Regions from separate parts of the Homo sapiens genome. Here all the other regions are linked to region 1. Evidence: chromatin loops called from intact Hi-C (ENCODE). Cell type or tissue: MCF 10A. All regions are shown on one strand. Links, peaks and the distances in the headings refer to the core of each region. The heading gives the core; the rest is flanking DNA. Region 1 overlaps C1QTNF7-AS1 (C1QTNF7 antisense RNA 1). Region 2 holds the start of LINC00504 (long intergenic non-protein coding RNA 504). Region 3 overlaps CPEB2 (cytoplasmic polyadenylation element binding protein 2).

What was found. A loop is a pair of places that touch in the nucleus more often than their neighbours do. Peaks named below come from ENCODE experiments on the same cell type or tissue, not always from the same donor. Only the 100,000 strongest peaks of a DNase experiment are listed, where the experiment ranks them.
Region 2: it touches region 1 in a loop (2.8-fold over the local background); 9 of 110 quality-filtered maps call a loop at or near these places.
Region 3: a loop joins it to region 1, with 17 times the contacts of the local background. A loop is called at or near these places in 5 of 110 quality-filtered maps.

The regions. Positions count from the first base shown.
Region 1 is chr4:15,157,056-15,168,181 of GRCh38, forward strand. All of the region lies in intron 2 of C1QTNF7-AS1 (C1QTNF7 antisense RNA 1), which reads right to left. Among named protein-coding and RNA genes, the nearest start is that of CPEB2, 160 kb to the left of the region's middle. RefSeq lists enhancers at 1,111-1,830, 1,831-2,549. In MCF 10A, for the core only: a CTCF peak has its summit at 5,830 (motif pointing left); no DNase peak of the experiment used is centred there.
Region 2 is chr4:14,882,050-14,893,175 of GRCh38, forward strand. It overlaps LINC00504 (long intergenic non-protein coding RNA 504), which reads right to left and starts at 6,120. Exons shown (of 7, transcript NR_126435.1): 1 at 6,010-6,120. In MCF 10A, for the core only: no CTCF peak of the experiment used is centred there; a DNase peak (open chromatin) is centred at 6,972.
Region 3 is chr4:15,036,987-15,048,112 of GRCh38, forward strand. CPEB2 (cytoplasmic polyadenylation element binding protein 2) reads left to right here. Exons shown (of 12, transcript NM_001177382.2): 6 at 3,478-3,501. The region is part of intron 2 of C1QTNF7-AS1 (C1QTNF7 antisense RNA 1); the gene reads right to left. Among named protein-coding and RNA genes, the nearest start is that of CPEB2, 40 kb to the left of the region's middle. In MCF 10A, for the core only: no CTCF peak of the experiment used is centred there; a DNase peak (open chromatin) is centred at 6,435.

The DNA of each region.
Region 1 (11,126 bases), core at 2,812-7,811:
TCGGTTAGCTAGTATTTTGTTAAGGATTTTAGCATCTAAGTTCATCAAGAATATAGGTCTCTAGTTTTCTTTTTTGGTTATGTCCTTTCCTGGTTTTGGTATTAGGGTGATGGTGGCTTCATAGAATGAATTAGAGAGGGTTCCTTCTTTCTCTGTGTTTTGGAATAGTGTCGAAAGTATTGGTACCAAATCTTCTTTGAATGTCTGGTAGAATTCTGCTGTGAATCCGTCTGGTCCTGGACTTCTTTTGTTGGTAATTTTTTAATTACCATTTCAATCTCGCTGCTTGTTATTGGTCTGTTCAGGGTATCTAATTCTTCCTGATTTAAGCTAGGAGGGTTGTATTTTCCCAGGAATTTATCCATCTCTTCTAGGTTTTCTAGTTTATGTGCATAAAGGTGTTCATAGTAGCCTTGAATGATCTTTTGTATTGCAGCGGTGTCAGTTGCAGTATCACCTGTTTTGTTTCTTAGTGAGGTTATTTGGATTTTCTCTCTTCTTGGTTAATCTTGCTAATGGTCTATCAATTTTATTTATTTTTTTTCAAAGAACCAGCTTTTTGTTTCACTTATTTTTTGTATTTTTTCTTGTTTCGATTTCATTTAGTTTTGCTCTGATCTTGGTTATTTTCCTTCTTCTGCTGGGTTTGGGTTTGGTTTGTTCTTGTTTCTCTAGTTCCTTGAGGTGTGACCTTAGATTGTCTGTTTGTGCTCTTTCAGACTTTTTGATGTAGGTGTTTAGGGCTATGCACTTTCCTCTTATCACCACCTTTGCTCTATCCCAGAGGTTGTGATAGGTTGTATCATTATTGTCATTCAGTTCAAATAATTTTTTAATTTCCATCTTCATTTTGTTTTTGACCCAGCACTCATTCAGGAGCAGGTTATTTAATTTCCATGTATTTGCATGGTTTTCAAGGTTCCTTTCGGAGTTGATTTCCAGTTTTATTCCACTGTGGTCTGAGACAGTGTTTGATATCATTTCAATTTTCTTAAATTTATCGAGGCTCATTTTATGGCCTATCACATCGTCTGTCTTGGAGAAAGTTCCATGCCCTGTTGAATAGAATGTGTATTCTGTGGTTGTTGGATGGAATGTTCTGTATATATCTGTTAAGTCCATTTGTTCCAAGGTATAGTTTAAATCCATTGTTTCTTTGTTGACGTTCTGTCTTGATGACCTGTCTAGTGCTGTCAGTGGAGTATTGAAGTCCTCCACTATTATTGTGTTGCTGTCTATCTCATTTCTTAGGTCTGTTAGTAATCTGGGAACTACAGTGTTAGGTCATATATGTTTAGGACTATGATATTTTCCTATTGGACAAGGCCTTTTACCATTATACACTGTTTCTCTTTGTCTCTTTTCTCCACTATTGCTTTAAAGTTTGTTTTGTCTGACATGACAATAACTACCCCTGCTGACTTTTGGTGTCCATTTGCATTTAATGCCTTTTTCCACCCTTTAACTTTATGTGAGTCCTCATGTGTTAGGGAGTCTCTTGCTCTATTTTTGTGCTGATTGGCCTCCTGCTAGGAGGTGGCGCTTTCCAGAAAGCATCAGCTATAGTAGTGTGGAGAGGGACCAGTGGTGGGCGGGGCCCTAAAACTCCCAAGATTATATGTCCTTTGGCTTCCACTACCAGGGTGGATAGGGAAGGACCATCAGGTGGGGGTGGGGCTAGGCATGTCTGAGCTCAGACTCTCCTTGGGCAAGTCTTGCTGCAGTTGCTGTTGGGGATGGGAGTGAGATTCTCAGGTCACTGGAGTTGTGCACCTAAGAGGATTATGGCTGCCTCTGCTGAGTCATGCAGGTTGTCAGCAAACGGGAAAAGCCGGTAGTCACAGGCCTCACCAAGCTCCCATGCAAACTGAAGGGCCTCGCTCCACCGTGTCCCCCGCAACAGCCCCAAGTCTGTTTCCTGGTGGAGTGTGAAAGGGGCTTGAAAACTTGCCGGAGGCTATCTGCCTCCCAGCAGCTAGAGAAAAGGGCTTTATTCTCCCCCTCCCTGTGAAGTCTGCACACCTGATTCACGCCCTCCCCTGAGTTCTGGCCAGGAGGCTTCAAGCCCTGTTCAAATTGTTACAGAGTTCAGCTAGAGAATTCCTTCTCCCTGTGGAGTTTTACCCCCTGCTCCTCTGGCCACCCTCCTGATGGATCCCTGTGGTGTCAGGCAGGAATGGGCTGCTTGGGGGTCCAGTGAGCTCCCAGGGCCTTTCTGCTGCTTCCTCTACCCCTGTATTTTGCTTAGCTCTCTAACTTGACTCAGCTCCAGATAAACTTAGAAACTTCTCCCGCAAACAGACCTTCAGCTTCTCCAGTGGTGGGTGTGTTCAGGAGAGGGGGGTCTCCCTTTCCCACTTCCACAGTTGGGGAACTCACAGTATTTGGGGTGTCTCCTAGGTCCTGCAGGGGCAACTCACTTTCTTCAGAGAGTCTGTGGGTCCTCTTGGGATTGCTAGTTTGTTCTTGCAGTGGATCTGCAGCTAAAATTCACAGTGTAAGCCTCCGCATGCTGCTCTGTCCAGAGCTGGAATCTAGTCCTGCCTCCCGTCCACCATCTCTCCATGGTATCTTCCCACATGTATGCTGTTTTGCACACCTTTGCTCAGAGTTCCCTCTCTAGTGAATGTTTAACCCTCTCTCCCCTGCTGAGGTTCTAACTTCCCATCAAGGGCTCCCTTATGTACAAAACCCTTCATGAAGCATCCCCTATGGGCCCCAGTGTTTCCAGATTATTACCACTTTCTGATCCTATACTGCCATCTGGACCACACATTTGATTCTAAGCCGGGGATGCCCTACTCATCTTTTTATGAAGAAATCTAGTCTCAGCTACTAGCTTATACATTCAGTGGATCTTAGGATCAACTATGCCCAGACATCTCTAATGTTCTAGACAAGTCTGAATTCTAAATATTTTGCTTGTTGGCAAGAGCATAAACCCTGATTTTAGCTTCAGAACATAAAGTAGATGAAGACTAATAGAACTTTTCTCCAGTGCCTAGTTCAAGGGTATGTAATAAAGACTTTTCGGGCCGGGCACTGTGGCTCATGCCTATAATACCAGCACTTTGGGGGGCCGAGGCCGGTGGATCACGAGGTCAGGAGATCGAGACCATCCTGGTCAACATGGTGAAACCCCATCTCTACTAAAAATACAGAAATTAGCTAGGTGTGGTGGCGGGTGCCTGTAGTCCCAGCTACTCAGGAGGCTGAGGCAGGAGAATCGCTTGAACCCAGGAGGCGGAGTTTGCAGTGAGCCGAGATCCTGCCACTGCACTTCAGCCTGGGCAACAGAGCAAGACTCTGTCTCAAAAAAAAAAAAAAAAAAAAAAAAAAAGAAAGGCTTTTCAAGTCTGACTAGGTCTTTCTGTAGCTACATGGCCATACCTGAGACTCATTTCATCTGTCAGCTTGTTTTTTTAACATGGTGGATCAGGGTTAGATGAGTGGTTGTCTGAGTCTAAACCTGGGAATTCTAATGTGCTAGAGACGTGATCTTCAGGAGTGTTCTGGGGACAGGGAAAGGAAGGAGGAGGGCCAGGCAGGTAGGATCCCTCATCTTCCAGCTCTTCCTACCTTCTTCAGAAACACTTTTCATGGATCTAATTCACAAGTTTATGTTTCTGCCGACAGTTTCATTTCTACGGAACATTCTCCATGGCTTTAAAAGATTTCAAAGTTGCTGGAATGGATGATTTCTAAAGTCTATTGCAGTTTTTCTATTTTTTTTTTATCTGTTGCTGAGGATGGAGGAGAATGAGGGCTAACATGTACTGAGTCCTCACTGTGTGCCAAACACTGTGCAGAGTGCAGCCACTCTGATAATCCCCATTTTATATATAAGGACAAGGGCTTACAGTAAAGACATAAGATCAGTTAGTGATTAATAAGGTTGAGATGTGAGTTGAAGTTGATGGGGCTTAACTACTATACTGCCTGCCATTTTTAGTTGTCTATGGAGAAAGGTTAGGAGCTGGAACATAGTCCCCTTTGCCTGCTTTGTGAGGAGAAGATGGTGCAAATGACAAAGCAGGACATTTGCACTTGCAGAAGTGTTTGATGAAGGTGGGTCAGCCACATGGTCAACCTTAATCTCATCTATAGAAATGAATAGCTTGAATAGCTGTAGTATCCATGACTGGTGAATGCTCTTATCTTTGACAGTATTGCTTGAAATCTGGAAGAAAACTGGACTAGCAGGGATTTAACTAGACCTGATCTTCCAAGAGGTTCACATTTTTGACAATATTGCTGACCTCTTCAGCAAGACACAACATGGCTCAGAACTCAGGGTGTTGAATTCAGCCCAAAAGCACCTTCTCTAAGGTAGCCTACAAGTCCAGATACACAAGGCAGGTGTCTCAAGCTAGTGAATATCTTATATATAACTACAAAAATCTTAAGACTTCACTGACACAAAGACACAACACAGTCTCTTAAATTAAAGAAAAAAAAAATGAGTCAAGGGAACTGCCAATTTCAATTCAGAGAGAGCAGGGTATTGCCTGAGAGTGGTTCCAAGACAAGCAAGATTTAGCCACAGCCAGACCATTTGCCTGTGAACCTTAATCAGGAACTGAATCATACCATAAAATCTGTAAATTCCTTGTATCTGGTGCCACCAAGATGTCTGAGAGGGGCTGGTCCAACCACCCAATCAACCCATCAGAAGATTTTTCCCCTCTGCTGACAGGGGTTCTCTGTGTATAGCTTGACTGGGAACCAGGCTAGGATTCAGCATAAGCTGCTCTGTAAAGCTGATTTTTTCCGGGAGCCACAGTATAATTTCACTAAGAAGTTGCAAGCGTGGTTTTGAAATTCTTCATATTGTCACAGAAATTATAACTGCACTTAAGTCCAGTGAATTGTGTGTGTGGCAGGGGGTGGGGGAAGGAGGGTTTGTTGTTTGGTTTTGTTTTTAAACTGGGACAGAGGAATTGAGTTAAGGGGGGAAATTAGGCCTTTACTAAAGGGAAAACACACATACATACAATAGAGCATTTCAGAGGATGCATACAGTAAATTATACTGCTCAAAAAAGAGAAATAGCATTTCTCTCCTGTCTTTTTTCATTTCCCACCTCCTCCTGCTTATTCTTCAAGAGTCATCTTTCTTCCCCAACACACTCACAAAAGGCCTCCTTTATTACCTTTTGTTATGTTACCTCCTGATGTGGGAGTGGTGTGATAATGGGGTCTCCCAAGCTGAGTCCTTGAGGATAGATAATCACTCTTTGTTAGCGGGCATTCCACCTTTCTTCTGAGGCTTTCAAAGGCTTAAAATAAGGCTCCACCAAATAGGTATGGCAGATGTTATTAAACTTCTATTTTTCTGGGTAAAAAACTGAAGTAAGTGGCAACTAGTGAAAGAGCCATGGCTTCTATTTTACTCATTTTGAAAGCCAAGCTTGAGGAGTTGTCATTATGTATATTTAAAAATAAAAAGAGGAGAAAAGAGTTCTCAAATAGTCTCCAAAGAATACACAGTGATGAAAGAAAGAAAGAGACAGAAAGAGAGAAAGAAGGAAAAGATGACAGAAGGAAGGAGAAGGAAGGAAGGAAGGAAGGAGAAAGGGAAAGGGAAGGAAAGGAAAAGAAAGGAAAGGAAAGGGAGAAAGAAAGAAGAAAGAAAGGAAAGAAGGAAAGAAAGAGAGAGAAAGAAAGAAAGAGAGAAGAAAGAGAAAGAAAGAAAGAAAGAAAAAGAAAGAAAGAAAGCTGCAAAAATAAAGCTGAAGTGAAATCATTTGCTGTGGTATAAACTCACCGACCCAGGTTTTCTCCCACAATATCTGGAGTTTGCAAAAGAATATTAAAAAAAAATAGATGGGGCCCCATCTTCTGGCAGTCTGAAGCAATAGCGGTAGCAATCTGATCTTTCAGATACAGTCTGTTTTGTTTGGTTTTATATTTTAAGGTGCTCTTCAAGGTTTGTACTTCCTTAAGGTGATTGCCATCTGAAGACAACTATTTCCTTATCAGCATTTCTATTCCCAAAGGCAGAAACCAGTTGGGTGAGGGTCAAAAAAGCTTTGGGATCTAACACCAAGCCCATCACAGGTCTGGCTGTGGACAGGTCAGGCATTGGTGTGGGAGTCTGTGCATGGGCAGTTGCCTTCTGTACAGAGAAGTAGACAATACCCTTTGGATTTGCTGACTGAAACAGACTCCATGGGCCTGAATGTTCTATAAAGGTATTTTGCCAGCTGATGCTGGTGACAACCTCCACCCTACAACTCCAGAATAACTGGACAGTTCCTCGAGTTCGGCAAGAATGATGGATGATGTGCACAAGCCACATCTTATCTGCTTCTCAGCAATGATTAATTGTTCCCCAAGACAAAAGCTCAAAGAGTCAAGATTCACTCAGGGCTCAATTTTGACCATGAATTCTGTGGTTGTTTGTGTGGGTTGTTAAGGATTAGAGGACAGACTGGGGTGAGAGGAAGGCATGGTAATGCATTGTTTCCTCAGATAAAGCTAAAAGAGATAATCAGCTGGCTGAGTCTAAGGTTTGGATAAGCTCATCTGCTTAGTTATCTTCCTCCGAGGGATCAGTGTCCACCGAGGTTGCCTGACTGTAGACCCTGTAGTGTGATGAACCCAGAATTTCCAAAGCCTTCCCAGCTGGGGTAGATTTGGACTAGGGGCTATGCAAAAAAGCATGTTCCCTCTCCCACAATTGCGAATGAGGCTTCCCAACATCCCATGGAAATGGTGACATGTGTAGAGGTCAGATCATAGTGATATCATAAAACTTGAAACAGGATGGTAGAACAGGTTATTAACTACCTATATAGACCATAAAACATAGGGCATGGGCTTGTTTGTTCTCAAGCCAGGTAAACATCTCCAATTTCATGTCAAAGTATAAATTAAAAACAAGAGCACCTATCTATGACATCTGCTGAAACAACGACCACCATCCCTCTAGACCGTGCTGGGCCAGCTCTCTCCTGTCTCCTCCATCTTGATCAGCTTTGTAATGAGGAACACAGTAGTACATTAGCCTCAACATAATCATATGACAACAATAATACAGCAATAACTAATCTAAACTGTGCTCTTACTATATGCTACGTGCAATAGGGAACACTTGGCATGAATTGCCTCCTTGAATTTTTAAAACAGAACAGTGAGAGGTATTTTTATTATTCCCTTTTTATGGATGAGAAAAGGGAAGATTCGTGAGGGCAAGGACACACCAAAGACATTCTAGCTTTTTTTCACTTATTCATTAATTCACAGTTCATCACAGTTTTTCTTGAGCTCTAATTACGTCAGGCCATATTTGAGACAGTAGGACACAGCAGTGAACAGAACAGGTAGGTTCTTGCCTTCATGGAGTCTGCATCAGCAGATGATAAACAAATATGTCATGCTATGGACTAAATTATCTTCCCCCAAAATTCTTATGTGGAAGCTATAACCCTCAGAGTGACTGTATTTGGATAAGGCCTTTAGGAGGCAATTAAGGTAAATGAAATCACAAGGGTGGAACCCTCATTTGATAGAACTAAGGTCTTTATGAGAAGAGGAACTCAGAACATGCACTCAGAGGAAATGTTATGTGAGGACTGCTGCGAGAAGGTGGCCATGTACAAGTCAGAAAGACAGCTCTCACCAGGAGTCAAACTCTACTGGATCTTGATCTGGAATTTCCAACCTCCAGAACTGTGAGAAATAAATGTCTGTTGTTTAAATCACTGTTTGTGGTATTTTGTTATGACAGTCCAAGCTGACTAATGCATGTCATATGTCAAGTGATGATAAGTGCTGTGCAGTTTGCTATTTTGTATTTCAATGCTAGGGATTACTGTTTTATATACGGGCTAGGTATCTCCTCTCTGATAAGGAGTTTTAAGGGAAGAAAGACAAAGAACGTGGTGAAGCAATTCCATGGGTACCTGGAGAAGGACTGATCCAGGAAGAGAGCATGGACATGGAGGGTGTTCGGAATTTCTGAGGACCAGCAAGAGGGACAGATTGACTAGAACAGAATAAATGAAGGAGAAATATTAGGAGATGGGAATGGGCAGGGATTCAAACCCAGGCATCCTACTACAGAGCCTTGTTCTTAAATAATTCACACAGCATAGATGCCTGACTTTGATTATTTCCATTTCCTTGGTAAGTTTTTGTCCATCCCTTCATTTATAGTTCTTTTGATTCATTCATTTAAAGAGTGTCTCTCATATATGGTATTGAGTTGGGTTTTGCTTTATAAACCAATTTGAAATGCTGCATACTTAAAAAATAGATATGCTAAATCCCTTCATGTTTATTGATAGGACTGACTGGTTTGGTCTCAATTTTGACTATTTTATGTTTTGATACATGTGTACATTTCATTACATTTACTGTGTTTCTTCTCTATTTGATGTGTTCTCCTTTTTTTACTTTTGGTTTTCACAAAAATTTTCTTTTTAGCATAGTGTTTTTATTGGTATCAATACTTTTTATATTCTACTAATTCTCTATTTTCCTACTTACCCTTCTTTATTATCTTTTCAGTTCAAAAAAATTCTTCTACTTACACCTAAATGATTTATTCTGCTTTTTACTATTTCTCTGTCTTCTCCTCCTATTTTAATATTGTTACTTATTTTATAATTTTTTATTTAAAGATAATTCTAGATTCACAGAGGTTGCAAAGATGGGACAGAGTGGTCCTATGTACACTTCAGTTTCCCACAATAGTTACAGATGACAAAATTGTATAGTATAGTATCAAACCAGAAATTGACATTGGTATAACATGTTTATATAATTCTATGTTGTCTTATCACAATGGCAGATTTGTGTAACCACCACTGTGATCAAAACACAGACATTCCATTACCACAGAGATCTCCCTTGGGCTACTTCTGTATTGCCACCTCTACTCCCATCCCTCCCTAAATCCCAAAACACTGGCCATCAGTAATTTGTCCTCCATCTATAGTTTGCCATTTTGAAGGTGTTGCCTTCAATTATTGATGTAATAAAGCTGAAGTCTGCCATATTGTTTTTTGTTCTCTGCTTATTTCTTCTGTTTTCCAGCTTTGCTTTTTCTGCCTTCCTGTAGGTTACTTGAACTTTTTTTAGAATTCTGTTTTGATTTATCTCTAGTGCTGGCATGTTTCGGTGCACCTTTCCAATTCAGGGCCTTTTGTCAGTCTCTAGAAGTCTATTTTCTTCTCTTCACCTTTCCAAGCCTTCTTATGTTCATTTTACATGTAATGTTCAGATTTTTAGCTTCACACAGTGGTAGAAATATAGGAAAATGTGTCCTCTTCACTTTTGTAGAAGTTGAAGTCTCCTCTCATTTTTAAAGTTGTGTTCGTTCTTATTTGTGAGAACATGTAATGTCTACATATTATTTTTTATTAGTACTTTTGGCAAAGCTTTCCCAGACATCTTTTGGTTGATTGAAGCTCATTCCCTAACAGAGAATGCAACTCTGCTATTGCCTTGCTTTTCATGTTGTTTTAAAGAAGTCTGATGACAAACTAATTATCTTGCCTTTCTAAGTTATTCTATCTTTGTGCCTGGAGGACTTGAGGATTTTTTCTTTTCCTTTAATGTCTATTGATTTTACTAGACCATGTCCCAGAATCAATTACTCCATTTTTTCCTAGTTCCCTTTAGGCCCTGTCTATGTGTAAATTCAGTTTTCCTTTTAGTTCTGGAACTTTTCTGGAATTTCACTTTTTAAAATATTAGTTCTATTTATTTTCTTATTTGGGGATGCCAATCATAGGTATGTTAGACACCCTTTTCCAATTTTATGTCATTTCAACCAGTTTCCCTCTGACCTTTTTTACTTTGTTCTTCATGTCATCATTATTTTGATTGGTGATCTATTTTTGTCAACATTCTTTCCATTTTATTTGATTCTATCCTCCTCTTCAGTCTTCATTACTGATGAACTTTTATCTTTTGCCCTATTTCTTTCCCAAGTCCCTTCCCAATTCATTTTCACTCATTTTATTATTTTCTGGGTTTTAAAAAATTGTTTGCATTCTTTTAATTTTTTAAAAATCAACACAGTTATTGCACATATTCATGGGATGCACAGTGATATTTTGATACACATAAAGTATAGTGATCAGATCAGGGAAGCTGGGTGGCACCCACCTGCAGTCCCAGCTACTTAGGAGGATGAGCAGCAGAATCACTTGAGCCCAGGACTCTGAGTTCAGCCTAAGCAACATAGCAAGACCCTATCTTTATTAAAAATTATTTTGAAAACCTACTCTTTGGGGTTCTTTCTGGGTAGTTGTTGTGTGTGCTTTTTTGGGGGTCTATTTCTGTTCCTAGTTTTCATATTTCTGATTCAATGTGTTTTTTCATATCTGTAAATTGATTCACTTTGGAGTGTTCCTTTACACTTGTTTTAGAGTTTTCTTCTGATTTTTGGCTAAATTTCCTGGGGAGAATTTCTGTTAACAGAAATGCTTTGATTCTCATTTTCTAATTTTTTATAACAATCTCATATAAATATTATATGAGATATATATTATTATATATATTATTTTATATATATACATATATATATATATATATATATATATATAAATATATATATATATGCTTGATTTTCTTGATTCTTATTCGTTTCATGAACAGGCTTCCTAATTTAAGAGCTTCCCTTTCTTCGCGTTCTTCCCTCTTCTAGGTAGTTTCTTTTATGGATGATTTGGGCCCTAAGTTGGGGTGGGATGGGGTGAAGGAGGGTATATTTCTCTTGGAGAGTAATTTATCTCCCCTGCTGATGTTCTTCATTGGTTTGTCTCCCAGGGGCACCAGCTCTTCTCTCTCTGCAGCTCTTCCCTCTCTTCCCTCTCTTCTCTCTCTGCCCTGTGTCCAGTACTGACAATTTCAGGTCACAGGATACATTCTGTACTTTGGATTTTAATGTTGGACTTTCGTTTCTGGGTTTATTTTGTTTGCACATTTTATGAAGACTCTCAAGCCTCCCCTTTTCTAATCTCTCACCCACAGGCAGGGGCTCTATTGGAATTCACCTTTTTCTCTACTTACAGGTAAGTTAGAGGTTGTGATGCTTCTGTCTCCTACTAACAAAAGACATGGTCATGTGTCGTTTTGTCTGCTTTTTCTCCTTGTTATTCTTTGTTTTCCTTT
Region 2 (11,126 bases), core at 3,928-8,927, 270 kb before region 1:
TGGCCAGATTAGAAAGAAGTTAGAAGTTTTGGAGATAGAATGGGCAGAAATAGCTCATGGCATAGAGAATGGTGATAAGAAGAAAGAAAATCTGACTCGTTTGCAAGTGCCACTGAATATATGGTAGTGTATTTACCAACGGGGAAGATGGGCAGATGAGCGAGGTCTGATTTTGGGGGTGGATAGAGGAAATATGGAAATCAAGGGCTCTCTTTTGAATGTGTTATGTTTGAGATGCATTTTAGATCTGTAAGTGGAGATGTCACCTAGCAGATGGTTATATAGGTTTCACTCTATGACTAGAGACAAAAAGTTGAATATCATTAGCATATAGATGGTATTTGAAGACATGGGACTGGAGGTACAGGACGTACCTAGACAGAAAGTGAGACAGAGAGAAAAAGGAGATTTGGGGTCATACTTGTGGCCAACCGACATTTTAAGACAGAGAAGAAGAGAAAATTGAGTAGGACTAGCCTGTGAGATTATTACTGGCCTGTGAGAGAATGTGGTTTCAGAGAAACCAAAAGCAGGGGTATTGCAGTGGGGCTGGATGGTGGGGTTGTGGGGTAGGAAGATATTTTAAGAAGGGAAAAGTGGGTCAGACACAGTGGCTCATGCCTGTAATCCCAGCACTTTGGGAGGCCGAGGCCAGTGGATCACAAGGTCAGGAGATAGACACCATCCTGACTAACATGGTGAAACCCTGTCTCTACTAAAAACATAAAAAATTAGCCAGGCATGATGGCACATGCCTGTAGTCCCAACTACTTGGAAGGCTGAGGCAGGAGAATTGCTTGAATCTGGGAGGCAGAGTTTGCAGTGAGCCGAGATAGTGCCACTGCACTCTAGCCTGGGCGACAGAGCGAGACTATGTCTCAAAAAAAAAAGTGAACGACTGTATCTGATGTAGCAGATAGGGCAGGTAAAATGTGAACTGAGAAATAGCCATTATATTTATAACCCAACCCTCTAACACCACACTACTGGCCCATAGTAGATGATCAATAAATGTAAGTTGAATTCATTGACTGAAAGAACTAGCCCAGGAATGGCAAATATAGAACAGTTTTAGCTTCCAAGTTACAACAATTATTGCCTTTTTGAAAATAATTGAGACTCAGCCCCAGAATCCTTAAGCACTATCGAGTAATTAGAATTGTCATGCAGATTTAATCTATTTGCCATTCCTGGTGTAGACTAAACAATCAGGACAGGACTTTTCATCAGAGTTGTTCAATAGAGCCTCATTAGCCCAGCTTCAGGAGGAACCACAAACCATCTGCTAAGAGTCTTGCAGCGGGAATTCCTGCTCTGGTGGAGCCTGAACCAGGTGATCGCTAAGGCCCTTCAGAGAGTCTGTGGTTCAGATGGCAATTCCTTCTAACATGCAGCTGTTCAAAGCACAAAGAGAAAAATCCAACCTAGCCTAGGGTTAATAAGGGCAAACTAAATCTTTCCTAAAACTTCCTTCTATGCATTTTTTCTCCCTCTTATCTTTACTGGCCTCCTGAAATGTCTTATCTGCAAAGACATGATTCTGTTCTAAATCTCTGTCTATGAACACAGTTATCATTTTTGCTTCTTCCACACGATAACATTAACCTAACTTACCCATTCAGCCATAGGCAGACTGTCTTCATCTCTAAATGATGCACTCCCCCACATAAAATAAAGGCAGACACTTTTATTCTTTAGTCCAAAGTACTTAGCATTATGAAGAGACAGCTGCTGCAGACAAATCTTGGGTCTTTGGAACCTTAATACTTTGAAATTTATTCCTCTTCACCACCTGGAGGCTCATGAGTCCATTTGTGGACTCTCCCACCTAATGCTGCCTTGCAAGTTAATGAGCAGTTGGTACATAGACATGCAAGTTATAACTCTTCTATAACTGCCTACATCCATATTGCAGTTGAAAGGGCAGAAAATTAACCACTAGAAGTGTCTCAGTGCCCTCTATCTCCTCTCACCTTTATTCATTACTTCAACGAACATGTACTGCATGCCAGATTCCACACTGTTTTCTAGAATAGAATCAAGAGGTACAGTGAGGAATAAGATTTGGTTTTCTTTCCCACCTGGGGCTCATAAATGGGCTTTACAAGTTCTATATGTCCTTCTGAAATGACATTCAAAATGCTGCGTGTGTGTGTGTGTGTGTGTGTGTGTGTGTGTGTGTGTGTGTGTCTGCCTCCAGAAAGAGGTTTATAATTTTCATCAGATTTAGAATCCAAAAGAGCTAGGGATCAATGGGAACCTAAAGTCAGCTTTGACACTTCCCTTTCTGTCATCCCAGATGACATACAAACGAATCACCAAGGATTGCCAGGTTTGTTTTTCATTTTCCCCTAAATTGCTCTAGATCTATCTCCCACTGTCCATCCCCCACCTTAGTTCAAGCTACCCTCATTTCATTAGTTAACAGCCCTGCCTCCTACATGGCATCTCTGCCATCCTCCAATCTATTCTCCATACTGAAGTCAGAGCATATTTTCAGCTCTCTAATCTGATCATTTCGACCTCTTGCTTAAAACCTTTCAATGGCTTCCCACTGCTCTGAGCATAAATGCCAAGCTATAAACATTCCCATGAGCATTTGCAATCACGACACATTGTTCTCTACTATTCTCTTCGCTCTGTGAACTCCAGCCTCGTGCAACTTCATTTTCATCTTTAAATTCTCTTTCCACTCTCCTGCCATGGGGCTTGAGCACATTCTGCAATCTCTACCTGAAAGGCTTCTTCTCCTCTCCCTTCACCAAATTATATTGTAATAATCACTTCTACCACCCACTTCCCCTGACCTCCCTGACTAGGCTAAACGAGCTATTGTAAAACCTCCTAGCTCCATGAACTTCATACTCTTTGTCCAAGTTAGAATTGTGCAAACTTTATATGATCCATTGATTAATATTTACCCTTCAGCAAACCTGACTATGCATCATTGTATCCTAGGGCTTACAGAAACACTGGATACATAGAAGGCAAATGCTTGATTAATACTCAGTGAATGAACAAATGAATAACTGAGTGGATGAATAAAGAAGTAATGTAGCAGATGCTAAAAATAAAAGAAAGCACTGAGCATTGCCACAGCACAAAAAAAGGGACACATATCTTTAGGAGGTCATAAGGGCACGGATTGTACCTCCTATATCTTTAGTGTGTCCAGAGGTTATGATGCATGCATATATGCAATGTACATTGACTGAAAATATTAAATAGCAACTAAATCTGCCTGGATGAGTGACAGGAGGCTTCAAGAAGACTTAGCATTTGACATCAGTCATAAAGGAAAACTAAAACTATGCAGATCAGGCCAGGCATGGTGGCTCACACCTGTAATCCCAGCACTTTGGGAGGCCGAGATGGGTGGATCACCTGAGGTCGGGAGTTCGAGACCAGTCTGACCAACATGGAGAAACCCCGTTTCTACTAAAAATACAAAATTAGCCAGGCATGGTGTTGCATGCCTGTAATCCCAGCTACTCAGTACGGCTGAGGCAGGAGAATTGCTTGAACCTGGGAAGCGGAGGTTGCGGTGAGCCGAGATCACACCATTGCACTCCAGCCTGCGCAAGAGGAGAGAAATTCGGTCTTAAAAATAATAATAATAATAATAATACAAAATTAGCCCAGCATGGTGGGGCATGCCTGTAATCCCAACTACAAGGGAGGCTGAAGCAGGAGAATCTCTTGAACTCCGGGAGACAGAGGTTGCAGTAAGCCGAGATCGCGCCATTGCACTCCAGCCTGGGCAGCAAGAGCAAAACTCCGGCTCAAAAACAAACAAACAAAAAAAGTATTTAGATCAAAGGGAGAAAGAGGCAGGCAAGTGGCATTTCAGACAGAAGAAAAGGCAGGTACAAAGGCATGAAGCCACAGAAAAGGAGGAAAAGTTCTTTGCAGAAAAAAGAGATTAGGTGAAGTAAACATGGAGATACACTTCCTAGATCCTCCTTCTGAGAGGGAAAAATTTTGTTTTCCCAGATGCTGGAAACATTCGCAGAGAAACATCTCCAGCGGTCAGCTCCTCAGGGGTGGCCTGGGCTGCAGAGAGCCATCTTACCCAAGGTCACACCATCCCAGAAGCAGCCCCCTCCCCACCACTGCTCAGACATTTGGGTCCACTGAGGGAAAATCTTAGCAGCAATTTTTCTCCAGAGCTCCCACTGGGGTAGGCAGAGGCCACCATTGGTACTGCATTACCATAGTTTATCTCTTCCCTCCATCCTTCCCCTCACAGGTGTTGATCTCACCTGAACACTAAACTCTGCACTTGAGTCTGCTTCTCAGAGAACCAGACTGCAAGCCTGGGTTATGCCATGAGTGGGTTTATGCAGAGGAATCAACTAGAAAGGTAGTTAAGAGAAGGATGGTGAGGGTTCTGCAATGCTGGGCCAATAGGTATGAGCTTACGCAGTTGGCAGTGAGAGACTGGGGGCCTTGTAATCGGAGGGTGCTGAGTTTAGGGTCTTTTATTGGAAAGACTTCTCTGGCTTCTGTGCAATGACTACATTAGAAGGAGGCAGAGAGGCGTGCTAAAAGGCCATTGGGTTAGTACAGGGAGGAGAAATGTGAGTTCCAAGATGGAGAAATAACCGATCATGGAGAGGAGGGGTGGTGTTGAGCAATTTAGGAGGAAAAATCAAAAGCCCCTCATGACACATTGACTATAGGGACAGAGTAAGGATGAATGGATAATGACACAGAAAGAGTGTGCTAATTCATTCCTAGGTGTGGCAGGGAGATTACTCCTAATTTAAAATTGCAACTTGCAAGAGGAGTTCTTTCTCCCAAGGCCTTTTCCAAGGCACTCCAGGTAGCAGAGAATTCAAATGGTAGCTAGAATTCTCCTTTAGCTTGAAATACATAATAAACCAGCAATGTCTTCTACAAAAAGCATCATTAACAAAGTTTGTGTTTGTTCATCAGTTAAGATCTTGGGGCTTTTTGCCTGATATCATTAATCGTCACGCTTGCTAAAGAACATTCTTCTATCAAACAGACGGGGATTCAAATAAAAGGAGCAAACATATGAATATGCAAGAAGGAAGGCCAAATTATTAATGCAGAATGAAGAAGAATCTGGCAGGAATATCCTTCATTCGACAAGTATTTATTGAGCGTCCTCTACATGCTAACCATTATGCCAGGGGCTGGGAATACAATGACGAGCAAAATGCTGCAGATTTCATGCCAGGAAGCAAGCACACATCTGAAGGAATTTTACATAAATACATAATGTGTTGCTGGTTCCAGCATGCCCCTCTTCATCGGTTTAGTTCAAATGTACTCCTATAACTCTTACTTTTGCACTGAAATTTCCTTCTGTTTTTTTTTCTCATTCATTGTGGCATAATAGAAAGAGTAGACAGGCATACCAATTGCCTTACTAATCATATGACCTTGAGTAAATTACACATCCTTCCAATGGGGCCAATTATACCAATCTCCGAGGGTATGCTTGAAAATACATTAAGATACTGTGTACCACAGCCAGTTAGCTATACAACATATCATATAAGCCTTTATGTGAATTCAACTATACCAAATTGGGATGGGAATGAGGGTAAGTGAGAAATAATAATTTAAATATATGACAAGGGCTGACTATATAATTTGTAGGGACCAGAGGAAAGTAAAATTGAGAGACTCCCTATTCAAAAATTAAGAATTTCAAGACAGTGATAGCAGAGCATTGGGCCAAGCACAGGGTTCTTCTGAGTGTGAGGCCCTTTACAATGGCACAGAATGCACAACCATGAGGTCGGCCCTGGACTTTCTTACTCCCCTGCATATCTAACATGGTGAATAAGTTCTATGATCAATATGATCTTAATTCTAAAATATATGTCTTGTTTACTTGGTTTTTGTTCACTTTGGCCGCTAACCAGAAGCGACCTTATTTTCATGGGCATAAAACCATATATGCAATCATTTGGCTTAAGGGATTTTCAAGGGTAGTTGTATTAGTCCATTTTCATGCTGCTGATAAACACATACCTGAAACTGGGAACGAAAAGAGGTTTAAGTGGACTTGCAGTTCGACGTGGCTGTGTAGGCCTCAGAGTCATGGTGGGAGGCGAAAGGCACTTCTAACATGGCAGAGGCAAGAGACAAATGAGGAAGAAGCAAAAGCAGAAACCCTTGATAAACCCATCAGACCTTGTGAGACTTACTCACTATCACGAGAACAGCACAGGAAAGACCAGCACAGGAAAGACCGGCCCCCATGATTCAATTACCTCCCCATGGGTTCCTCCCACAATATGTGGGAATTCTGAGAGATACAATTCAAGTTGAGATTTGGATGAGACACAGCCAAACCATATCAGTCGTTTTTACTCTATTTTCCCATTACACACTGGTTTCCTAAAGCCTGCAGGAGGTGAAAGCTCACCATAGCTGTCATTTCTGCTGAGCCTTTGACAGTAGGAGTCAACCTTGTGCCCAAGTCTGGATCACATGCTTTGCAGTGAGAACTTCATTCAAGCCACACAGCAAGCCTGCAGGATAAATAATACCATCCTCATTCTCTAGAGGAGGGAGAAACAGAGCCTCAGAGCAGGGAAGCAATTTGCTTAAAGTTACCCAGAAAATAAGTGGCAGATTTGGGATTCAAATACGGGTCTTTGGAGCACACTGTCCACATTCATTCACTGATATCTTAATAAATGGTTGTTCCTTCCAACTCTCTTCTGCAAATCTTGCCCTAACCTTTTGAAATGAAGAATTGTTTGGCAAATTAGGAACCTGATTTTCTGCATCCTGGTAGCAGAGAATGGCTTGCCAATTCAGTTCAGGCACGTAATGCTGGAGGCAGAGCAACAGAAGAGCCTGAAAGTCTGACCTGTGCTTCTAGAGCTCTGATTGCCACATGATGAAAACTCAGGGCTGACATCACCAGTCTCCAGCCTCCCAAACATGAGCCCATGTGGAGAGAATGTTATAAAGAGGAAAAAAATAAAGGTCATGTTAGAGTGAATGATAGGTATAATTAATGTTACTGACAATGAAAAGCTTAGGTGCTGAGAGAAAAATGAGTCAGCAGTGAGCTTGATGTTGAAACTACATGCTGCCTTGTTGCTCAAATACTTACCTATTAGGAAAAAAGAGCAATTTCCTGATCAATGCACACAAAATTCTGGGTTGAGAACACTAAGTGAAAAGTGGGAAAAAAGCCACTTGTGTGTTTTATTTCCAGCATGTGCACAGCCACATTTATGCATAATTTTGGGTTTGTCATTCCCCTTTATGAGTTTTTGTGATCTCAGTGTTTTAGCATGAAGGCCTTTCATAATCTGATCGTATCTTCCCTTTCTATGATCGTCCTCCCTAGTCTCTTCTCTAAATATCCAAATATTACTTCGTCATTCCAGAAGCAGCTCTACCTAGACATGAAGCCTTCCCTGGTCTCCAAATCAGAAATGCAGGCCATGAATGGGCATGAGCTGTTTGTTGAATGATGAGAAATTCAGTTTATTCCCTGATTTTAACTGGGAATGGCCTCATTCACCTCTCCACCTGGCAGGCATCTCCTCTCCATATTGACTCAATCACCTCTTTCTCCAGGTGTCCTCAGCACTTACTTCATACATCTATTATTGAGCTCAACAAGATGCACTGTACGACATATCTTTCCATTCCCCTAATAATATCTGATGTATCACTGAATTAATACATGGGGGTGTCTTCCCCATTAAACCATGGGATTTGTGAGAGTAACATCTTTATATTGCTCATCGTTGCAGCTCCCTCTGTGCTTGGCATAATATTTTGAACAAAATATGTGCTCAATAAATATTAACTAGATGTATTTACATCCATCAGGATTGCTTTTAATGATTACAGATCTGGCTTTTGGTGCCTCTTGTAAACAGAGGCAGTCTGATTATTTGATAACACAAAGATCTTACCAGACTGCAGGAGGGGTGTGAGGGAAAATATGTTCTGGACTGACACAGATGCTGCTGAATTAATAATTAAAAATTGCGTGCGATGTATAAATGATAGAACATCAAATTAGAAAGGACAACACAATGGTCTGTTTCCTGTTGAAAAAGAATTATCTGGTCCACTAATGAAGTAGAGCCATTAGTCTTGGCCATAGGAAATTAATAGCTACCTTCTTGTAGTGACTTGCCATGTGCCAAGTGTTTGCTGAGCCCTTTAGAATATTATCACATTAAATCCTTCCAACAGCCCTATGAAGAAGGTAGTACTTGTATCATCCCTTCCATATTCCTTTTTGGAGAGCAAGCTTGGGAGAAGTATGATAACTTGCCTAAAATTGCAGAGCCATGAAAGAACTGGATTCAAATCCAGGTATGTTGCTTCCAAAGTCCATGTTCTAAACTAGTCTGCTCTGTAGGTAAAATAAGGATGTCAGGTGATGTTTTTCAGCTCAGTTATAAGTGGAATCATCTATTCCATAGACTCCAGTCTCCTCATTCTACAAATGATAAAACTGAGACTCAGAACAATAAAGGAATGTAGGATCTTAGAATCTCATGGCTGAAATGAACATTAAAATTCATCTAGTCAAATATTCCTACATCCACCTGCTGACAATGTCTAACAACTTTGTTGAGATATAATTCACACATCATACAACTCACCCAATTTAAGTTACAATTCAGTAGTTTTTAATATATCCACAGTTATATGTTGATTACCACAATTTAATTTTAGAACATTTTATCACCCCCAAAAGAAATCTCATATCCATTAGCTGTGCTCCACATCCCAGCCCCAACCCCAGCCTTAAACAACCATGAATCTGTCTCCATGGATTTGCCTATTCCAAATATTTCATAGAAATTGAACTATACAATATGTGGTCTCCTGTGCTTGTCTTCTTTCACTTAGCATAACATATGCTTTTGAATATCTTGAAGTCACCTGAATACACAGCAGCAAATTTTTGGCAGCAACAATGAGTGGCTGGTGGGTGGGGAACATTTCCTCCAAATAATCTTCATTAGCCCCACCCCAATAGCTACCCCAAAATAAAAATAAAATTTAAATTAAGAGAGTATGTTTGATATTTGTTATGGTTTGAATTGTGTTTCCCCCTAATATTCATATGTTGAAGTTCTAACCCCAGTATCTCAGAATGTGAGCTCATTTGGAAACACAGGCTTTACAGAGGTAATGAAGTTAAAATGAAGTCATTAGAGTGGGCTTATATGATGGGTGTCCCCAGACACACGGGGAGAATGCCATATGAAGACTGGGTTTTGCCACCACAAGCCAAGGAACTATCAGATGTTAGGAAAGAGGCCCAGAACAGATCCTTCTCTCAGATGAAACGAACCCTGCCAACAGCTTGATTTTGGACTTCTGGCCTCCAGAACTATGAGAGAACCCATTTCTATTGTTCAGGCAACTCAGTTTGGGGTATTTTGTTGTAGCAGCCCTAGCAAACTAATACAACATTTAAACACAGCTTCTGCACAAATTTCCTAGTCATCGTCTCTGACAAGTACAATGCTACTCTGAGGCTCCTCGTCAGGCAAAATCTGAAAGTCAACATTTGTTTAAAATCAAATCCATGAGATTTTCACCTAAGCCTGGACTTCTTTCAGAGCTCCCTATTTCAGGCAATGGCAACACTAGCCAAACAAATATGCAAGCCAGAATTCTAGAGTCATCATTGACTTCTCTTCTCTTTTATGCCTACTTTCTCACAACACACACACACACACACACACACACACACACACACACACACATTTTAGGTCAAGAGTATTTCACAAGAGAATTCTATCAAGCCTATGAAGACAAATCAACCAAATATCTTTTAGAATGTTCCAGATCATTAAAACCTAAACCTCGACATTCCTTCATGAAGCCAGCAAAATGTTAGAATCTGAAAAAAACAAACAAACAAAAAGAAAAAAATGGAAACGTAATAAAGGATCTCTATACAAACCGTAGCTAAGACACAAGGCTGCATAATCTATGGGTGTTTAAAAGAATAATATAGCATGACCAAATACAAATTGATTCAGGAATTTAAGCCTACTTCCTTTTACTCTACTGGTCCACAATGTTATCATATGAGAAAATTAGAAATGGCCGACATGATTTGCCTGTTAAAACACCGAATTGCACTTTACTCTATAACCTAATCTACTCTCGATATTTCTAAATATTTTTTCATTGTTTTCCAGGAATCTTTAAAAGTCCTTTGGCACCAGACACCATGTTTTCCCCCTTTTTAAATACACTAATGGTTTTGCCAAACCTTAATCTATTGAAATGTCGTCTGCACAGAGTCTCTTGCCAATATAGATGCAGAAAACATACTCACTGCCAACATCTAATGGAGGCGACCTATTATGTAATAATCAAAGACAACCTTTCCCACCTAAGAATTTGAATTTGAAAGCCAAAAATCCATTTCCTGGAAAAAAAATTTGAAAAATTGTGTTAGGCCTAAAATTCAACCCAACTCAATGTACTGCTATGATTATCTATTGCTATGTAACAAAACTACCCAAAACAAAACAATTTATTTTTGTCCTAGGGGTTGACTGGACTCCACTGGTAGGTTCTTCTGTTGGGTCTGTCATGTGGTTGTAGTTGGTTGGCCATTGAGCTGACTTAAAGGCTTCCCTGAACTATGGCCCCAAGATGGCTCATGCACATGGCTGGCAGTTGCTATGGGCTGTTGGCTGGCAACACAACAGGGGTCATTGACCAGGGTGCCTGTTGCAACTTCGGGCATTCAAGGCTGTCAGGCAGGTCAACTCAGGACTGCAACAGGCACAGCAGCCAACAGCCGGCTGAGATGGCCCCATTGTTATCTCCATTACATCCCCTATACACAAAGTTACATCATTGGAAGCCCTTTAAACTCATGGAAGGATCCTATGACATTTAGAAGTCTTGTTCTTTGTGCGGTGTGAAGACCTCTAGAACTACATTCTAACATCCTTGGAGGCTAGTTAAGTACTTGACTTTCAGTTGGTCAAGCCTGAGTTCCCAACTGAGTAGTTTTTGTCAACTTTCTAAAGCTCTTCTATAAAATGGAGACATCACCTCACAAAGTTGTGGTGAGGTTAAAGAAGGATAAAATGTGTGAGGTACTTTGTACACTACCTGGTATATAATGA
Region 3 (11,126 bases), core at 3,408-8,407, 120 kb before region 1:
TTCTTTTGGGTCTTGAAAAGGACTATCATTTAGGGCCCGGGCGCAATGGCTCACGCCTGTAATCCTAGCACTTTGGGAGGCCGAGGCAGGCAGATCACGAGGTCAGGAGATCGAGACCATCCTGGCTAACACGGTGAAACCCCGTCTCTACTAAAAATACAAAAAAATTAGCTGGGTGTGGTGGTGGGTGCCTGTAGTCCCAGCTACTCGGGAGCTGAGGCAGGAGAGTGGCGTGAACCCCGGGAGTTGGAGCTTGCAGTGATGCAGTGAGCTGAGACTGCGCCACTGCACTCCAGCCTGGGCGACAGAGCAAGACTCCGCCTCAAAAAAAAAAAAGACTGTGATTTAGTAGCATGGTTCTCTCCTTAGTTTTGGCTTTTTCACATTGAAAAAAATAAAAATGTCTTTAGTTTCCTCATCAAGAGAACTTTAACCTGTATTTCCAGCTAATTTAATGTGTATGCCTATCCCTTCCTCTAGTTGCAGTAATTCAAGTTACCACAACTGTAGCTGAGAGCCAATACATATGACCCTACACAGTTTCTAGTCAGAATATTAGAATCATCCTGTTTTTGTTTTTTGTAGCTATGGATTAGATCCTTAATAAGACGATTTGGAAACCAGAACCAAAATTGTAAAGTCGCTTGTCTTCAGGCTTTTCTCAAAGCCTTCTTATTTTTAAATAAATAAGGACACACATGTGTCAGTAATATATGTTTAACATACCTGTGCATATACACATCAACAGGTATGTTAAATAGCTCCTCATGTTGTTTTTACAACACTTCATAAGTGTTCTTCATTTTTATACAAGTTTTTCCTTTTAAAAATCATTTTCTAAATGAGTTTGAAGGACATATTGTTATTAAAAGTCTTTTTAAAAACATAAGTCACTTAGTTTTTTTCTTAATAGGTAGGTATTTCTCATAATTCTGATTAAGAGTTATAATGGAACATACTCCAGAAATTCACATAGAAATATTGGTAGGAAAGTGAATACACACACCATTGTTTAGTGTGATGGTGGCAGATTAGTTATTTCCATAACAGGGAATAGGAAATATTTCACATGGTTTAGCTTCATCTGTAGTCAGTTCTATTTTTGGTAATGTAGATACTTGGAATCTGAGAGTTGCCCAAAAAATAAGTAGAATAGCTCTTTACAGGATTCTAAAATTCCTCAGGTATGAGATAGTTGGAGAAATTTTCTAAGTGATTATATTCAAGCCAAGGAATGAAAACTTAAGATGCTATGAAATTTATACATATTTTTACCATTTTAGTATTGAGTAGCCTCAGCTAAGAACATAAACTGGCTATGATATCATTAATTTTCTCAATAGGTCAATAATTGTGACATTATGACATCATAATTTATCATTTGACTTTAAACTTGATGAAAATATTTTTATTTGCTTTGTAAATGTTCAATTCTCTACACCTATGAATGAAATTTTCCAGAGCAAATTTATACTGGATTAATACCATTAGGCTATGCCCAGGGATAAGCAGGAAGCCCTTCACATCCTGTGAAGTGTTTTGGGGACTGTTGACCATTTCTAGGCTTAATACAACTATTCACTCTTCTGTAGTCTATTCTTTTTTTTTTTTTTTTTCTTTGAGACGGAGTCTCGTTCTGTCTCCCAGGCTGGATTGCAGTGGCGCTATCTCATCTACCTGCAACCTCTGCCTCCAGGGTTCAAGCAACTCTCCTGTCTCAGCCTCATGAGTAGCTGGGACTACAGGTGCCTGCCACCACGCCCGGCTAATTTTTGTATTTTTAGTAGAGACGAGGTTTCACCATATTGGTCAGGCTGGTCTCCAACTCCTGGACTCAGGTGATCCACCCGCCTCAGCTTCCCAAAGTGCTGGGATTACAGGCATGACCACCCGTGTGTAGCTCCATAGTCTATTCTTGATCACTCTATTAAAATTTATTGCATCAGTCTGATTTTTCAGTTGATCTCCCATCACTTAGAGCTTTTTAAAAACTTTTATGTTTAGAAGACCTAGACAACAAAATACTAAGTGCTACTTTCACTCCTATCTGAGGAGAGGAGAAATAATATATAGGTCAGGTAAGCTATAAAATAGATCTGCCAGACTTTGGGGTCATTGGAGCTCAAGGATAGGTTAAGTGTGCAACAGATTACAAGCTAAATAAAGACACTACAATGGCAGCGATGCAAATGAAGTTATTTTATATGAAAGGGTCTGATATAAGCCTTATAGTGATTGACTTTTTTCTTAGAATTTAAATGACTGAGAGTTGACAAGTTTGTTTTTCCCACTTTATATTAGAGGAACTAGTGTGTTACAGACACACTTCCTTGTAGTAAAGCATTAGCATAAAATAAAAGTATATTTCATAATGTGAAATGTTTTCTTTTGATCTTTAAGTTTTATATTTTTAGGTAGACATTTCTGGCAACTTTCAGCACATATTTTTACTTAAGATTTATTCAATATTGAATTTTTTCCAGGCCTAAAAAAATCTGTGAATTTAAAATAAGATCTTAATTTTAACAGTCTTTGTTTGTTTACTGCCTTGACTTCATATATTAATTTCAGGGTAAAAATACTCATTGTGTATTCAAATTTGTGGGGAGGAGTTCTTTTAAAACAATTTGTGGATTTTATCAAACTAGTAGTTTCTTATGAAAAAGAAATTACAGTCTTTTTTTTTTCCATAGGAATTATGTCACTGCAAGTAACATAGATAGAAATGCCTATATACTTTTATGGTATTTAACATATGTACTATTCCATGATTTTGTTAATAGTAATTTGTATCTGAATCCCTCTTACCTCATAGGTAGACACATAAACAATTAGTAGATAGCTGTTATAACATATATTAAAGTGATAGAAAGCATTATTAGCTATAGTAATTTCTCTAAACAAGTTTAACATTGATTTCTTAAATCCTGTCTAATCTGTACAGGCTTCAGAGTATCAGTTTAATGGTGGTATATCTTCTCAGTCATCTGTGTCTTCTAGCACTACTTCCATGCAGGACTTGGTATAATGTAGATTGGATCTGAACAGCTATTTATTGGACTATATATGCCATACCATTCTTTATAATAAGTAGAAAAAATAAGCATTTAGTTCAAGTTGTTTCCATTCATTGGGAAAATTATTTGGGATGCTATTTACCGCAAAGTGTTGTATATTTCTGTCTTCATTAGCTGAAACAAATACTTGTGAATTTTAACACAAATGATAATGAAATGTGTGTTTCTTGTTAATTTCAGAGTTTTATATGATTCAGATGATATATATTTACCTATAAATAAAAGTCCTTTGTAGAATGGTAAAACATTTAAATCTTATATGGTGACATTGTCATTGCTCTTAAAACAAAGTAGCACTAATTTTCAGATGCCCACATAGCTTTTCGTATCAGAAATATTTGTATATGTGGGCTTATTTTTAGTTCTGACATTTTACAATTTGTGCTTTGTTTACATGCAGCAAGGAGTTATGGGCGAAGACGAGGTAATTCATTTCTGTTTGCTATGGTATAATTGTTTCTAATGGGGTTTACTGATCAATGTTGTAATTAATTACTCTAGATTTTTCATGCAATATCTGAAAACTCACACAATTGTATTTTGATTTGAGCACTTGTCGAAGTTTTTAATTTTAAATCTCCTAACCTTTGAACTGTATTTTTATACTAATTGTGGTTATTTAATAAATTTTCCCCTTTTAAACTGCTGAGATTTAACTCTAGTTTTTAAAGTTACTTCTGTATCTCTTAAAATAAAGCTGCTGTTTATGGTTTGTCTGCTTAAATATGTTTAATATTAGTGAAGTTAGCATGAAGTATGATTTTTCTGCTCTCTAAATGTGTAACTGTCATATTTATGATGTATAATTTACAGCTCTAGATTGTTAGTTTTATGTTGACCCAGTTGAAAATAACACACACCAAATAGATTATTTTTAACAGTGATTTATAGAAATCATGTTGCTTATATTTCTCTGTTTTCTAAGAATATAACCCCTTCTTTCCCTTTCTGTCTCTCACACACACACACAAACACATACCTTCTCCCCTTTCCTTTTTCCTTTCCCTCCCCCACAAAAGTATTCCCCACAGAGTTCTTGTGTGGTATCCTAAGGAAAGAGGACTATGTGATGCAAGACTATTATTGAACTTCCTAGGAAAGTAGCTGATGTTTTCTGTGGCTAAAACTTTGCTTCTCCCTTTTCCATGTGCAGACTAGTAGATGGGATGAGAGGAAGCAAAAGTATGCTACTAGATTGTTCTTTAAATGAGCAATAATCATGATGTTTATATTGTTAGGCTTATTCCAAGTGCCACACCGAATAAAAAGAGTTTTCTTTGACCTCTAAAAATCTCCCTTAAGCCATAGAGGATAGACAGGAATAATAGTGCCCTTTGATCACTTTTTTTTTTTTTTGAGACGGAGTTTCGCTCTTGTTGCCCAGGCTGGAGTGCAGTGGCGCGATCTCGGCTCACCACAACCTCTGCTTCCCGGATTCAAGCAATTCTCCTACCTCATCCTCCCAAGTAGCTGGGATTACAGGCATGTGCCACCACACCCAGCTAAATTTTTTATTTTTAGTAGAGATGGAGTTTCTCCATGTTGGCCCGTCTGGTCTTGAATTCCTGACCTCAGGTGATCTGCCCACCTCGGCCTCCCAAAGTGCTGGGATTACAGGCATGAGCCACCTATAGACATGTGCCAGTGCTTCCATTTCTTTTCAACTAGTCATGAATGTGTGTACTTTTTAAACAACAAACAAGCAAAACCATTTGCCACGACTGACAACCAAAACTAGTATTTTATATTCTTAAGTGGTCCCAATTTTATATTTCAGATTATCTGAATTTAACTTAATTTTTTAATATGGTTTTTTCAAATGCTTGACTGAATCTTTTGGTTCTTCAGTTTTCTAACTAAAAACTTAGAGGAGACAGACACTCAAGACTTAAAAAATTGAAGCTGAACAACTTTTCTAAAAACTTAGCAAGCTGAGAAGGGGGGAGCAGTTTAGAAGTTTAGTACCTATTTTCAAATCTATGGACTAGCTTATTTCACTATGCAATTTTAGTAATGGAGCTTCAGTTCTCTGAAACACAACCCACTTACCAGTCTGTGATTTTTAGGCATTTTGAAACTATAGAGCAATTCAGAATTCTTGCCTTGTTAAACATTTTTCATCTTTTACCTGTTGTGACTTACATTTAGTCTAATTTCGTATGCTCTCATGTAAATATCATGACCTAAGAAGTTCTTAGGAACAAGGTATTAGGAAGTAATGTTATTATTTGTCTTCATCTCAGTTCAATAATTGTAGATTATGATTATATTAAGAAAAAACAAAATTTTTTTCCCTGCTTTTATATAGGAACCAGCTATCATTCCTATATATCTCTATCCCCCGTAAGCCATAAAGACTTATTCGGCTTCAGAACTGCCTTCCTGCATTGGAAGAAGGAAGACTCTCACATGGTTTTAAGGCTTCTGATAAAAGCTTCCATTACGACAGAACTGATGGTTGGCATACATATTTGGCTTAGCATAAGGGGGAGTGAATGCCTGAATTTTCATCTCAAATTATATGGCCTTAGTAAATTATGAACACTAGCAGTCTACTTTTAAAATTTTGATTGTGAGAGTCACGTGAAAGGCACACTCATTAGAAATAACTACTGAGAGATTTTATCTGAATTTTAAAGTACACTGAAACGGTAAGTAATGCAATTTTTTTAAAACCTGCATACCAAAGGAATGACTCAGAAATGGCTAGTCACCTGGTTTTCTTCCTATTTTTTACTGTTTTTTCCTATTCCATGCTAGGTATAATAAACCTCAGACTGATAACCTTTTAACCACCAAACACCCCCTTTTATATAGCCTCATGTGTTAGATTTGATCCATCAAAGAAACTGCATTTATTTAGTAATTATTTTGTGAAAAATGAGTTGCTTATCTTCTGTTCATGTCGGATGTGTCACACTGAGTTGATATAATTTTTGCTAAAAATAAGTCATGGCTCTTCTACCAGTGCAATAATGGGTGAACAGTTATTTTCACAGGACATTCTGACTTTGACTTTTGTAGTCCTGTTCAGGAAGAACTGTTTTTCTTCTTTCAGCCCAGGCACGAAACTGTTTTCATTTAAAAGATTTCTCACTTGACTACAGTCAAATCAAGTTACTACCAAAATGACTTTATGTACTTGAATTTCTTAATAATGTCAATAAGAACTTTAAATAAAGCTAGCTCCAGATATTAATTTATGAAATATACTTTAGGAATAATCAAAATGTAATTATGCTAGTAGTAGTTAAGAAAAGCAGAGATTTCTGTCCCTGCTTTTTAGTTGGAACCTACTATCACTACTGTGTATCTCTATCCCCTGGTAGCCATAAAGAGTTCTACTTTAGAGCTGCCTAGGGGGCAGCATTAGGAAGGAAAACGGTTCATATGGGGAGCTGACTTTAATATATGGAAAACTACTTATCATTTGTATTTATTTTTTATTCATTGTTTCTTCCATTCCATTCTGAGAGTGAACATACTTGTCCAGGATTGAAGTAGGATGAGGGTTGTGAAGGGAGGCGTGAAGTGTAATTTAAGTTCGATCCTTTCAACTTAAACTATTTCTATAGCACAATAAGTTCCTTTAATAAAGGATTAAAGGGCTACTGTGTTCCAAAAGGAATAAAAATATATAGAATATTTTTAGTAATATAAATAAAAACGTAGTTTAGTTAATGGTTCTAAGACCCGGAAGGCAATCCTTTTAAGCAAGGAAACCCAGAGCTTGAGTTAGTAGATTACATATGGGATGAGAAGATAGGAGAAATAATTTTAAAGGGAGACAAATGATGGAAAGGTTAATTAGAGAAGTTTGATTTATTCATAGTGTATAGTCATTCAGACTTACGTGCTATAATAAATAAGGAATTATTAATAATATAGTATACTGCTTTGAAGTTGATCCAGGATTTTCAATTTGGAACAATTGTGAAGTACCCAGGGTAACTGTACACTCCCTAATAACATCACTGCCAGATATTTTTATGATGAAATCAAGGCTGAAATCCTTGATAAATAACTTCAATAATTGTGAGAGAGTGGGCAAGATCTCTGAAGCATGAAAAAAAAGCTGGGGTAACACTAATACAGGGGTCAGGAAACCATGGCCCGCAGGCCAAGGCTTCTGTTTTTGTAAACAAAGTTTTATTGAAATGCAGCCAGTATTTATTCATTGACTTTTGTCTGGCTGCCTTGAAACTACAATGATAGCACAGTTGAGTAATTCCAACAGAAAATGTCTGGTCTTCAAAATGTAAAATATTATATTTAATACTGACCCTTTAAAGAAAAAAATTTGCTGACCTCCCTTTCCTAACCTTTAAGAGACTGGTAGTGTCTGCTCTACACCTATACCCAGCAATATGAATTTTTATAGAAAACAAATTTTAGTAAACCTAATTTTAAAGCATATATATCTAGAAATTAAATAAAATTTACAAAGACATATAAGGTCATAGATTATAAATTTTTTAAGTAAATTATCTTCTTTATCCTTAATGAGAAAGGTACAAACCTATTGGAGCAAAACATTTTTAAGCCGTTAGTGTGTACATTATGGTGCCTTTCTCAGTTATTTGCAGAATCATACCCGAGTGTATTTGATTAAACAGATAATGCTGAAAATAGATCAATCTGAAATATACTTCTGTTGTTTTGATAGTTTTTTAAATTAATGTTTGGTAACATTAGCATAGCGCCCAGTGTCAGAGTTAGTAACCACCTATAACTTCTCTAACATACATGGATGTGTGCCGCACATACACCTACACACACACGGAGACCAGAGACCATAGGGGATAGCCATTATTCTCGTTTTGCTCTTCCTTCTCTTATTACTTCATTCATCTATAATCTTTATTATAACTACTATTTTGCCTTTAAAATTATACATTTTAGGTAGCAAACTTAATGTAAGCTATTATACTTGCATTTGTAGGTAGGGTTCTTGAACTCATAGTTAAGAATATCTCCTGTTTTCTGTATTTTACCTTAATATGGCCTTTGGAATATTTCTCTGTGCTTTTGGCTAAGCAAATATCTTCTACCGAAGGAAGGCTTTTTCCCTCTACTTCTTTTTCTCCTCTATCCTTTTCTGTCTATAACTATCTCATTCTTTGTAAATCATTCTCTTTTAAAGAACCTTTAATTAGAATCTCACTCCAGCCTGGGTTATAATTAATCTTCTCTGCTTCTAAATTCTCAGATGTTTTATCTGTATTTTCTATTACAAAACTTCAATTTGCCTTTCATTCATATGTATGTATCAGTGCTTATGTACATAAATATCTGTCATAAATACCTGTACATATGTGTGTATATATACACATATTCATACATATTATATATATATGAGCGTATATACATTTTAATTTAGACTCATGGGAGTAGCATTTTTGTGTAACGGTTTATTCTTGTTGCCTTGTAGTAGGGTCAATAATTTTGATTTGGGTTTCTTTCATAACAATGCAGAGAAATGAAGTGTTTGGAGTCAAGATCAAGTGATAATTTCTAAAATCAAAAAGCAGAAGACCATAAGCAAAAAAAATCTGCCACCTTAAACAATGCAAAACTGTAGTTTTAAATTGTTTTGAGTATAGGGTTTGCAAATTAATATCTTTAGGGTTCTCTTACTGATTTTAACGGCAAGGAAATATTACCTTTAAGATTATTTATCTGGTGAAATAAAAAACACATCTAACTCTTGTGGTAAGAGCCTTAGGAATAACCATATCAGCTCTTCTTTTAAAAGAAAAAAATAATTTCATAAGTAATTACTTTTAAATATTTATAAGTATCAGTCTCAAGTAAAAGAGAAATGATTAGCTTTTTGTACGGAAATTGTATAGAAAGGAAATTACAATTAGTAGTTTTTATCAGTTATTTCTTATTGGTGAATAACATTTTATTGTATGAATTTGTTTATCCATTTTCCTATTGATAGATGTTTGAGTTATACATTTGGTACTTGTTATGAATAAACCTTCCATGAATATTTTTGTACCTTTTTGTATGTGGGTGGACATGAGCACTCGTTTCTCTTGGATGTATAAGTAAAAGTGGAATTACTAGTTCATAGAGCAAGTATATGTTCAACTTTATTAGAAACTGCCAAATAGTTTCCAGTTTTATACCCCAGTAGAGTATGAGACTGTGTTGGCCTTTTTTTTTTGAGATGGAGTTTTGCTCGTGCTGCCCAGGCAGGCTGGAGTGCAATGGCCCGATCTCGGCTCACTGCAACCTCCACCTCCTAGGTTGAAGCGATTCTTCTGCCTCAGCCTTCTGAGTAGTTGGGATTACAGACATGCGCCACCACACCCGGCTAATTTTTATATTTTTAGTAGAGACGGGGTTTCACGATGTTGGCCAGGCTGGTCTCAAACTCCTCACCTCAGGTGATCTGCCTGCCTCAGCCTCCCAAAGTGCTGGGATTACAGGCATGAGCCATCGCGCCTGGCCAAGTGTTGGCTTTTTAATTTTATCCATTCTGGTGGTGTGTAGTCCCTCACTGTGGCTCTAATTTGCAGTTTCCTGATGACTAAGGATGACATCTAAGCACCTTTTCATGTGCTTCTAACCCATTCCATTGTATTCTTCTGTAAAGTTCCATTACAAGTCTTTTGCTCATTTTTAATTGGGTCATTTTTCTTCATTTATGGGAGTTCTTTATATATTTTGTCCTATTTTCCAGTAGCGTATTGCTTGCCATCCACTTTTTAACAGTATCTTTGATAAGCAGAAAAATGTCTAAATTTTAATAAAAATCCAATTATTTTCATTCACCATTAGTGTCATTTAGTCCCAAGAAATTATCACTACCCACAAGGTTATGAAGAAATTCTAGTTTCGTTGTTTTAACTTTTGCATTTAAGTCTGTGATCCTTCTTGGATTTATTTTTCAGTATGGTGTGATACAAGGATCAAATTTATTTTTCCCCCTCCAACTAGAAATCCATTTATTGAAAAGATTTACTTTTCCACATTGAACTGTATTGGTACCTTTGAAAAACATCAAGTGACTGTACATGTATAGGCCCATTTCTAGACTCTATTATGTTCCATTTATCTGTCTAATATCAGTTTTACAGTCTCAATAACTATAGCTAACTAGTGAGTCTTGAAACTTGGTAGTGTAAATCCTCCAACTTTGGCTTTTTGTTTGTTTGTTTTGTACGCTCTCCTTGATTGTTCGTAGGCCTTTGATTTATCATAAATTTTAGAACTGGCTTGTGAATTTCTAGAAGACAGTGTGCTGAGATTTTGGATGGATTGTATCCAGTCTGTAGATTGGATAATTTGGAAAGAATTTACATCTAACATGGTTTCTTCTGTTTATTCATTTATTTCATATTTTTAACATTTTTCCACAGCAAATTTTTGTCATTTTCGGTGTAAAAGTCTTACATATCTTGTGTTAAGTTTATTTGTCAGTATTTGGTGGGTTTGGATGAGGTATGGAAATGATATTTAAAATTTTTCCCAGTTTATTACTAGCATTTAGAAATAATTTGGTTTTTGTAAATTGAATTTGCATTTCTTCCCTAGATAAATACAATTATTTCTACTAGTTTGATTTCTTCGAATTTTACATGTACAATTATGTCTATACTAAGTAATTTTATTTTTCTTTGCCAGTGTTCATGACTTTAAATTATTTTTTTCATCTTCTTTGATTTGTTGTACCTCCAGTAGTACAATGCTGAGTAGAAATAGAGTGAACATCCTTCCAAACCTTCAAGAGAAACCATTTGATAATTTATTATTACAGACTTTCACTCTTTTTTTTTTAAATGCTCTTTATTGGATTGAAGAAATTCCCTCCTACTCCTAGTTTTCTGGGAGTTGTGGTTTTTTTTTTTTTAATTATGAATAGCTGTTGAGTTTTATCAGATGCATTTCCTACATTTATGGAAATAATTTTATGGTATTTCTATTTTTGTCTGTTTATGTAGTACAATTAACAGTAATTGGTTTTAAAATGATAAATCAATCTTACGTTCCTGGGGTGAACCCCACTTAATCATGATTTGTTTTCCATTTTTATCT